2 separate regions of the Homo sapiens genome follow, and region 2 is linked to region 1. A link is a contact called in ENCODE Hi-C or POLR2A ChIA-PET data. All regions are on one chromosome and are shown on one strand. Each heading gives the region's core, a stretch centred on a gene start or an enhancer-like site at or near the end of the contact. The rest is flanking DNA. Distances are from core to core; before and after follow the strand shown.

Region 1 (5,508 bases), core at 1,635-4,134:
CCATCCCCCACTGCTTTTAAGATGTCTTTATATTCCATTTTCTGAAGTTTGATTATGATGGGTCTTGGTGTGGATTTAGTTTTATTTGTACTGTTATAAATTTGTTGGGCTTCTTGGATTTGAGGCTTCAGGTTTTTCATTTGTTTCAAAAAAAGTTTATCTATAATCCCATTCAATGTTGCTATAGAACCATTATTTCTTTTTTTCTAGATTTCCAATTATGACTGTTAGACTTTCTCACTCTATCTTCTACCTTTTTTATATTTTCCATCTTTGTGTATACAGTGCTTCACTCTGAAGTTTCTTCTAACCTATTTTCCATTTCACTAATTTGCTCTTTAGATGTATATAATTGCCTATACACCTATTCATTTTGTTTTTGAATTTTCAGTTCTAGATTTCAGTTTTTTAAATCTGGAAAGCCGTATTTTAGAGTTTCCAGTCCCCAATACAACTAAAATTTGGGCTTTTACTTCCTTTAATGCTGTAAGAATAGTATTTCATAGTGTATGTCTAATAAGTACAATATCTAGAATCTCTGTATGTCTGTATTTCTTTTGTCTTTGCTTCTGCCAACTCTCACTTATGGTACCTTCTCTTCTTGTGTGCCTGGTTACCTCTGTGGCTGGATATTGTAACAGCAAAATTATCTATATAAATAATTTTAGGACTAGGATCATATTTCCCTCTAAGATTTCATTGCTTTTACCTGGCAACTATGGGCATTAGCTAAATAGAATTATCTTAATGCAAGGAAGCCTTACGGTTTCCGGGCCACTTAAATAATGTGAAATTGTTACAGCCAATGTGAGGGATGGTTTACACCCACTTCACCCTTACTCCTAGGTGTATCTCTTGATAGAGTTCCAACCCAAAGTCAAGAATGATTTATAAGGGTTCTCAGGCTTGAAAGCACCCAGACTACAAGTTTTATCTCCTTCACCTTGAAAGGACACTAAAGGTGTGGCTCACGCTCTCAACTTCCTTTTCCTGATCAGCAAATGGCCATAAAACAAAAAATTGCCCTAATACTACGGCTTTGCTCCTCTGTGCTTACATTCTCTCTCAAAGCTCAACTCAGAATCTCCTTATAATAGTGATTTGATGTTTAAGAAGATTTTTAGAAGCAACTGATCCAGTTTCTTAAGGTGACTTCAGTAAGAGAGCTGGTTTAAATCACCTGTCCTATCACTAGTTAAGACAGAAATCTCCCAGCATTCTGTTATATAATATATCCTTAGTACATGGTCTTACCTTGGCAATAACTGCCCCAAGGTGAAAAAGTTCTATGGTATTCTTTGAAGAATAGTAATAGCTCTTCTTGGTAGTAACTTGCCCTTATAGTACAGAGGAACTATAAAGGATGAGAGTTCGTTCAAGTTATAGTTCCTGTAATTTACTCATTCTATGACCCTGGACAACGATTTGTGTATAAAATTGAGTGGGGGATACAACATCTCCACAATACCAGAATATCAAATGAAAGAATGCAAAAAAGCTTGAAAAAGCCTACAAAGCTGGCCGGGCATGGTGGCTTATGCCTGTAATCCCAGCACTTTGGGAGGCCAAGGGAGGAGGACTGCTTGAGCTCAGGAGTCTGAGACCAGCCTAGGCAACATGGCGAATCCCTATCTCTACAAAATATACAACAATTAGCCTGGTGTGGTGGCATGCACCAGTATTCCCAGCTACTTGCGAGGGTGAGGCACGAGAATCCCTTGAACCTTGGAGGTGGAGGTTGCAGTGAGCCAAGATCGCACCTCTGCACTCCAGCCTGGGCAACCGAATGAGACTGAGATAAAAGAAAAAAAAAACCTACAAAACTATCAAAAATTATCATTCTCTTCTCTCTTCTCTGCCCCATGGTGAGCCATTCATCAATGGCTCTGACTAAAACACCATGGCAGGCCAAAGGTCAGTTGACATTTCAAGTCACTCATGAATGGCTGGCAACATTATACAAGACATAATATTTCCAGGGTCAAATAAAGAGATACCTATTATCTGTAATTTATTTTTAAATATTTCTGAATACACAGTATGAATGCATGCAAGTATGTGGGAAGACACACAAACCCTTTCTCCCTCCCTCCCTCCCTTCCTCTTATGGGTAGCTAGTTAGTATCTGAGGTACCCTAATCAGGAGTGCATACCCCAGGTGTGGCTATTACAAAAGCATCAGCTACAGCTTTGAAATCTATACTAGAGGATTTCCTCACAAGTATAAAGGATGGTAGAAATAATTTTTCCGATGAAAACAATAGAATTCAATATATATATGTGTTGGCTGGAAATACTGTACAGGGATCTCTAACCTTGCATATATACGTGGGTTATAAGAATCTGGCAAACCAGGCAGCCTAACACTTTCTGCAGTGGCACTCTGGTCCTGGGTCTGGACACTTAACAGAGGATTCCATCACCTGCGCCAATGAAAAGTTTAGATGTGTCCTGTATTGAGAATTTTTCTGCATCTGTTTCTACCTAAACTTTGACGTGAGATACATACCCAAAGGACAGGTTGGGGCTTTTCCCAGTCCACAGGAACATGCTGAATGACTAACTTTTGTGCCTGCTTGCTAATGTTCTTATCTGTGGCAAAATTTAGTCTGAGACTTGACTTTATTGTTACAGATCACCTGGTAGCATAACTTCTAATATAGGACGTTACCAGTTTCTACCAAACAAACAAAAAACTTGCACCATTAGGAGCCACAAAATCAGTTCAGCTCAGTTTGCAACAATTGTGGTGCATCAAATTTCCTAAATGAAGCCTGTTGGGACATAACCTCAAAGCCGGAATATTATGATTCTGATCAAGCTGATATACATATTTGCCATCCCAGGCCCTCCAAGAGAAAGGCTGTTTCTCTTCAGTGGGAAAACCACAGGAAGCTACAGAGACAGCCTTGGGGTGTGGGTTTTGCTGGGCCTGGGTGCCTGCCAAAAATACCATCGTTCTGTTTCTTGGCCCCTAGAATGCAATGATACCTAAGCTTTTGTTTTTTTGTTTTGTTTTGTTTTTTTTGTTTGTTTTTTTAATGATTTCCCCAAAACCACCTGGACTCTGTATTCTACTCAAAATGATGTCATTTAAAGAATATCTGTATTCAAGGGAATATATGGGAGAAAGCTACCCTACTTCAAGTAAATGCAAACCAGAAATATTTGCATTTTCAAAACAGCACTGTCTTGGATTCTTAGCAGCTGCATGTCCCTGCCCTCCAAATGTTTCTTAAAATACTTAAGCTGAGAATTAACCAAAATGGGAGATGAACTATGTTTGTCATAAACAGTTTGAGAAAAAGCTTTTAAACTCTCAACCCCCAGCCTGCATCTGTGCTAAAGGACACCTAGAAGTTGCTCTAGCCCACATGACTTTCAAGATGCTACAGTCTGAAACATGACCATAAGAAATACATTCCTCTGGGTATCAGCATTCCCTTTTCAAAGGACAAGATTTCCAAAGACAGCCTGAAGGAGCCTAACCAATTAAGTCCTCGAAGCTGCTAAAAATTTAAAGTGAAATTACCCCCCCCCCAATAAGTACAATGGAATTCTATGCATATGAATCCTACCACATCACTGTCTGAGAGATGATTAATATGGTAGAAAAGTGAACAAGAAGTTGGAAATCCTGGACTTTCATGTAATTTCTCTGAGCCTAATGCTCTCTCCATCTGATAGACTGGGAAGCGCTCTTGCTAGCCAATTCATAAGACACTGGAAAGGGATACTGGGAAAACATCCATAAAACGATGCCAAAGGAACAGAGAAATGCTGTAGCACTTGAAAAGATTAAACCAAGTCCTCCCTGCCCATGTTGCACTGGCTTCCAACCCATTTATAGCTGCGGTAGAAAAAGCAAGATGATTGAGGCTGTAAAAAGGCTTCCAAGAAGCAATGTGGGACAGGGACAAGAACCGCTGTGCTGGCAGGCAGGCATCACCCTGAGCCCAGCACTGCCATGCTGGTTCTCTTCTGTCCCTGCCTCTAACAGCACAGAGAAATTCAGAGGGAACACAGACAAGAAAACTCTCCCAAGATTTATGCCAGCTCATCTAAAGTCGTAGGCTTAACATTGGCCACAGACACCTGCACAGATCTTCAGCCTCCAGGAAATGAGAATTCATCCTTCCCCATCAGTGCATGCTCCGGGGAACATTAAACCTCAGCTTCATTTAGGTTAATAATTAAGCTCCTAGATTTACAGCTGTCATGAAAAGAAAAGGGAAAAGGAAAGAAAAAGAAAAAGAATCTAAAAACTTGCACATTAGTATTTGCTCACATCTTGAGGCCAGGCCCTTTTTTGTTCCCCTCCTTTTTTGTCAACTTCTAAAGATGGAAAGTTTTTTATGGCTGTAAATGACAAAAATGAGTATATTCAGGAAAGGAAATGGGAACGGCACCTGATCTCTGTTCAGACAAAAGATCAACGGAAAACACTGACAGTGCCAACTACATGACACCCATCACACGAGCTCTTATTCCAACTTCATGGCTATGGTACTGCAACTACATCATACCTGAGGAAACTGAAGCTCAAAGTTTGAGATACTTGCTCAAGGTCACATGGTTAGTGGGTAGCAGATAAAGCCAGTGCTCACTGCTGCTGCACTAGTCATATCAAAATGTCCTGCCAGCTCTTAGCTCAAAAGATAGGATACTTTTGAATTCCCTTCTAACGTTCTCATTTGTTCACACCCATGTGCCATTTTAAGCCTTGCAGTACTTTAACTTGCAGTTTTTTAAAAATTTCCTGCAAATTGCTCATTCTCTTTATTCACAACACACAGCTTCAAATTACTTTCTGGAAAAAAAAAAAAATCAAACCCACCCACAAAGGTCAAAAAGTTACCACTGCTGAGGCTATTATGAGGAAAATACTGTGAGAGTAAAAGCAATTTCCCAAGAAGAACAGATCAAACTAGCACAGCCCAACAGAAACATACAGTCTCCTCCAGGGAGCACTGTGAAAGGGTCCATTTGTTGGGACTGCAGTCCTTCTGCTGAGTGGGATAGGATGACATAGGTCTCATTTTCCAGGTATACTTTCAGCGCCTATTGGAATATTATCAAAAATAGCAACTAGTGAGTGATTAGGCAAAGACAGCAGATATTGTTAAATGAAACTCTTGCTCCTCCAATAGAGCTGGGAGACACATGTTTTTGTTTTCTTACTCAGACATTAGTCTATTAGCAAGTCATTTTGCACTCACTTTTTAAAAAATCTGTGTGCCTTATGATTAAAATCAATCTTCCTTATCAGTCAAGTCAAACTGAAATAACGAAAATATTGTACATAGGCCTATTAGCAATTTTATGGAAGGTTTTACTCAGGCAACAAAATAAATAGTCTTCTTTAAGAAAGAGCGATGTTGAGCTCACATTCCACATTTGGGATACGTAGGAGGTTTCAACACAACAATGAGTAATTACCACTTGCCTCAATCCCCACTTTCGTTACCCTCTCCCTTCAAGGTCCTTTGTGGAAGAGCTGACATATAA
Region 2 (5,508 bases), core at 2,248-4,747, 85 kb before region 1:
CCCAGCTGAAACCTTGTACCGGTTAAACCCTAACTCCTATATTTGTTCTCAACAGTAGGTGCTTACACAGTGCTCTGCACAAAGCACATGCTTGGGAAATGCTTGCCGAAGAAAACAAATTTATAGTCATACAAGAGGATCAACTATTACATAAATAAGACATTAAAGGGAGTACATTTTTTCCACAACTGAAGACTAATAGTATCCCTTGCCTAGAAGAATTAAGAGTAATTTATGACTTGTTTACACTCCTGGCACCAACTCTGATCATCTGCTGTGACCAGGACCTCTTGCTCTCCTCAGATGTATTAGCAGGTGGTAGTGAAGTCTAATGCTGGACTGGGAAGAAGAGAGGCCCAGCCGGCCAGGACTGGAGGCTACTTGCCGAGCTGTCACCCAGTGGATAGGCCCTCCTCGCTCTCCCAGGAAAGCCTTCCTTGACAGATTTGTGTGACTTGGCAGTGAATTGTTATGGAAATTCACTGAGAAGCCTGGGTTTCAAGTCCTTGTGAGCAAAGCTTTCAAAGAAGTCTTCTGCATACATTCCCAGCCCAGAGGGGAGGCAGAACCTTCCCAGATACCCTTTAGGTGAAGTCGAGGAAACCAGTGAGCACAGATTGTAAGGTTTTTTTGTCTGTTTCTTGAAACAGGGTCTCATACTTTGTTGCCCAGGCTGGAGGGCAGTCATGTGATCATGGCTCACTACAGCCTCGGCCCCCTGCCGCAAACCATCGCACCCCCTCCCAATAATGCTCTCAAGCAATCCTCCCACCTCAGCCTCCCAAATACCTGGGACTATAGGCATGCACAACCACGCCCAGCCAATCTTAAATGTTTTTGTAGAGACAGGGTCTTGCTGTGTTGCCCAGCTGGTCTTGAACTCCTTCTGGCCTCAAGCGATCTTCCCACCTCAGCCTCCCAAAGTGCTGGCATTACAGGCATAAGCCACCCACACCCAGACAGGTTTTAAAAATTGATTCCAGGCCGGGTGCGGTGGCTCATGCCTGTAATCCCAGCACTTTGGGAGGCCAAGGCAGGTGGATCTCGAGGTCAGGAGATCGAGACCATGCTGGCTAACACAGTGAAACCCCGTCTCTACTAAAAATACAAAAAAAAAATTAGCTGAGCATGGTGGCGGGCACCTGTAGTCCCAGCTACTTGGGAGGCTGAGGCAGGAGAATGTCGTGAACCCCAGAGACGGGACTTGCAGTAAGCCGAGATTGTGCCACTGCACTCCAGCCTGGGCGACAGAGGGAGACTCCATCTCAAAAAAAAAAAAAAAATTGATTCCAGGGCAGGCAGTGCAGAAGCCTGGAAAACCTGAACAAATGACCCCTTCAAATCACTATTTCATATTCTAGTAATGGTACACAGCCCTAAGTGGAGAAGGAGAGATACAGGCAATTTGGTGGAGGGAGGTTAGCTGGGTTTATTAAAAACCAACCGAGGGACAATGCATACATGCAGCAGTGACCAATGGCATGTCTCCCTTTTCTTTTGCTAAAGCTCCTCCATTGGGGATGATTTTATTTTATTCTTATTTTTATTTATTTATTTTTTGACTCTTGACAATTGCTATCCAATAGCTTTTCCTTTCCTTTTTAGAAAACATGCCTTACTTTGGGCTTCCAACTTGAAATCTGAGGCTGGGAGGGTGATTCTGGGCTGGTGGACTTGGACTAGTTGAAAGATGCACTGCTCCAAGAGAGGGGATCGGTCAATATCTGGGCTTTGGAAGTAACTTTACGATGTTTGGATTTTGTGCTGGCACCAGGCTCTGGGTTTTAAGCACTCTGCTGTCATATGGTGTGTGGCCTTTCCAAGAAAAACTCTATAAAATGAAAATACTTTATTGCCACGGCCTTTGACTTCTTGAAATTCACACAAATATGGTAATCTCTTGCAACATTTAATTTAAACTCAGTTCACCTAAAGAAAAAATTAGCTCTGAACCTGCCCAATTCACTTTTTGAAAGGTGCCAGTCTTCTCTGTGGAATCACTGTTTTATTTACTATGTGCCAAACTGTTATTTCATATATGTGAAAAGAAAATTGGCATCAAGTCCATATGAACTAAACTACTGGCAAAGGCAATGCTGGAGCCTGCCATTGAGAAGATTAGATTCCCAAGAAACTCTTCAAGTGGTGGCCAGTATCCACAAAGTAAAAAATTGTGTGTGTGTGTGTGTGTGTGTGTGTGTGTGTGTGTGTGTGTGTGTGTGTTGTAAATATACAGGCACATATTCAAAGTTTATTTCTCCTTGTGTGTTCAGGTAGTACTCTACAGCCACTTAAGTTACCCAGAGCTTAAATATCTCAATTATATACATAAATACTTATTAAATAATAAATGCATGTTAATAAGAGAAACAGGAAGTTGAGAATAACTTTAATTCAAGTTTGGGCTTGCACATTCAATTGTCTTATTTGCTAAGTAGGATGATTCATAACTTCTCCATAAGGAAGACTGATTAGATCATGTTTGGGGGTGGGGGTGTTTTTCTTTTAAATTTTCAATTGTTTTCCTTTCCTTTTGGGGCTTTTTTCTATTTAAGTCTGCTGTTTTGCTGACTGTTTTGCCTTTGCACTTGCAGATTCTAATATGGAACCAAACCAAGAGAGAAACAGAGAATTTTATTATCCAAAGCTGTTGTAAGTGATTTAATAGTCAGAGATAGTGGCTAAAAACGTGCTCTCTGGAACCCCAGATTCCAAATCCCTCATGATAATGTAGCCATGACAGCCACATCATCATAGCAGGCATCTTTAATATGCGCCAGTCTCATCTCTTCAGGACCTTGTCCTTAGACCACACCATTAATGGGTGTTTGGTTCTCAATAATGATTACAGGTAAGATTAGGCAATCATTTGAAACTCAGATGAATACTTTCATACCTTGGTCTTACAAAATGGGATGTTTCTAAAAGAGAGATAGAGATTCATTCTGGGAAAACATTTAAATAATTTTTTTTAAGTTTGGATACTTTAGATTTTCATACTCATTTTTGAAAATAATCACCATGTTTTTCTCAGTCATTAGCTACCACCGATGGGGTCATACTAATAATGTCTCTAACAAGACTGTCGGTCACAGGACTCCAACTTCCTTGCCCTACCCACAGGTATTACATGGGATCCAGGCAGGATAATCATACTGTGCTATTTACTCGGCAACAGGAATTAGTCCAGGGATGGGTATATGAGCCAAGTAGGGGCAATCAGAATCCTTTCCCGAGACTGACTTATGAAAGGTAGAAGATAGAGACTGCTTTCCACTGGAGTTAAGCTAAGAAGATGGGAGTCTGGGGCTACTGATATCAGGCCTGTTTCCTGCCACAGGGAGAAATAAGCTGTAAGACTATTCTCAGAATGAAGCCAAACACAGGCAAGCTCAGCTGAGACATGGACAGAGAATGCGTCTAGGCTGTACTGATTCCCAGTTCCTAGCCCTGAGTCCTGGTTCCTGCAGTTCTTCCTGTAATCCTATGAGTAGTTCCAGTAACATTCCAACTACATAAGCAAAAAAATTCCCCCTTGTTCAGGTTGGTTAAAATTTGCAACTTACAACTGAAAGAGTTCTGAATAACTCAGGAGGGCCATCTTAACTTTGGAATCACATTCCTGCTAACTTCTATAGTGACTAAAAAGCTTTCCAGCTGTGTCTAACAAACGCCCTTATCTTTTGCGGCAACTTTTTGTTTGTGGCATCCTGTATCAATTTATATATCAAGAAATAAGTGCTGACATTTATAAATTAGAGGGAGAAAACATGCTGATGCTTGTGTTTAAAAGAAATAGAATTATATAAATACACTTCTATCCATTTAGCATTTCACAGCACATGGAGAAACTTACATTCATTACTGAACGTATTTATCGATTCAGGAGTTTGTAGCACAAAAATTCTTATTTACATTTTATTTTATCATCATTGTTCATCTACCTTATGGAACAAAGCAGCCAAGAATCAGATGGGCGAGGAATAAAAGATTCCATTCACAGAAGTGCTTGATTCTTCCGTCCATTTGTTTATGTTCTGCCTCTCCTGCTTCATCCAGAGCCGAAGATCTCAAAGATGCTGGCAGGTACAAACATGCTCCCTTTTAATTACACCACCAAATTGCTGCAATAACTGATTGCCAGTTAAATAATTATAATCAAGTGCCCATTGTGCATAACAATCATTTAATGACTGCCATCGGAAAACACTGTAATAAAGAGGGCTTTAATAAGGAAAACTGGAAAGGTGCCAGGGTTTTATGGCAGTTTGCTTAAAGGGAAAGAGGGCCATAATCTGTATTTAAGATTAAAAGAAGCCTTTAATCCAGATGCTCAACATTAAACAAGGGAGTGGAGTCATGTTTTGATCAAAAGTTACTACATGCATAAAAGAAAGTTAACATAAATGTTCTTTCAGAAAAAAGCTCCAGTAAATTATATTAAGTAAGTGTTTGTAACCATTTGCTTTGGAAAAAAATGAAAAAGAAGAAAAACATCTGATTTTCATTTTGGACAAGAATACTCGGCTAAAATAAAATAAATGGGAATAGAGTTTTATTTGATTTGTATAACATCATTGAGAATAAAGTGAGTTACCATTCCATCTACCTTGTACCAGTAATCATTCTCCTTCTATTTGTCCCTATTTATTTTTTGTACTCACTTTTCAGGCCAGGACTCTATCTCTGGGAGGAGTAATTATATTCTGATACAAGGTTCTAATTGAAATGGTTTTATCTCAGCTCTAGCAAACAGTAGTTCTCATCTAAGGAAAAACCAAAAAAAAAAAAAAAGAAAAACCACATAAAGTTCAGGTCAACTGGTGGCAGCTACCAGCCATTGTTGACGCATCCACGGCATTGAGCTAACACATTAGGACAGCTATTCCTAGAATTGTGCCCATTTTCTACAAACTGATATGTAGCCAGATTTTGCTAGAGTGAATGAATGCTGGGAGAAAACTAACAGCAACATAGTAAGCCCTCTCAAGGAAGAAGGAAAAGAAAAAGCCAGAACCAAAGCAAAAACTGTTCTTACAGGTGACATCAGTTTTGAGGTCCAGCTTTCTCTACACCTTAGGGTACAAAGGAGAGGACCTGACCCTTTGCAGTGTGGTTTCTGTGCACACATAAACACCCTAGTCCTTGGGAAGCTGTGATGATGCCTTGCGGCTATGAAAAGACCCCTAGAGCCTGTGGGGAAATAAAATCACAGCAGGGGTTCATTTTTTCCCCAATGTAAACATTTCAGACAGGACAACTGCACTGTTAGGAAACTCTAGAATGCTCGGACTCTGGGAGGGGGTGTGTGTGTGTGTGTGTGTGTGTGTGTGTGTGTGTGTGTCTCAGAGACAGAGAGATGGACATAGACGAACCAAAGTTAAGAAATAATACCAACTGCCTACTTAGGGTACAGGGTATCAATGGGTCAACAGGTTTTGCAAGATCATTTTAGCTTAAAACTGACCTAGCAGGTATAGGAATTCAATTCTGACACTGGGACATTTT

What was found. A loop is a pair of places that touch in the nucleus more often than their neighbours do. ChIA-PET counts read pairs that join two places held with the same protein, here RNA polymerase II (POLR2A). Pooled maps may share reads with other maps.
Region 2: a loop to region 1 is called in a pooled map, with 2.0 times the contacts of the local background. The contact joins two enhancer-like sites. A Hi-C loop is called at or near these places in 8 of 168 maps with a recorded cell type or tissue (aorta, ascending aorta, chondrocyte and 5 more) and 8 of 50 pooled maps. POLR2A ChIA-PET finds 5 or more read pairs at or near these places in 4 of 52 experiments (BJ, HEK293, MCF 10A and 1 more).

The regions. Positions count from the first base shown.
Region 1 is chr3:11,389,992-11,395,499 of GRCh38, reverse strand. The region is part of intron 19 of ATG7 (autophagy related 7); the gene reads right to left. Among named protein-coding and RNA genes, the nearest start is that of ATG7, 120 kb to the right of the region's middle. Within about 2 kb of position 2,884, at least 5 of the 41 ENCODE cell types and tissues checked have a DNase peak (open chromatin) inside an H3K27ac peak, as active enhancers do.
Region 2 is chr3:11,475,705-11,481,212 of GRCh38, reverse strand. All of the region lies in intron 20 of ATG7 (autophagy related 7), which reads right to left. Among named protein-coding and RNA genes, the nearest start is that of VGLL4, 170 kb to the left of the region's middle. RefSeq lists an enhancer at 184-789. Within about 2 kb of position 3,497, at least 7 of the 41 ENCODE cell types and tissues checked have a DNase peak (open chromatin) inside an H3K27ac peak, as active enhancers do.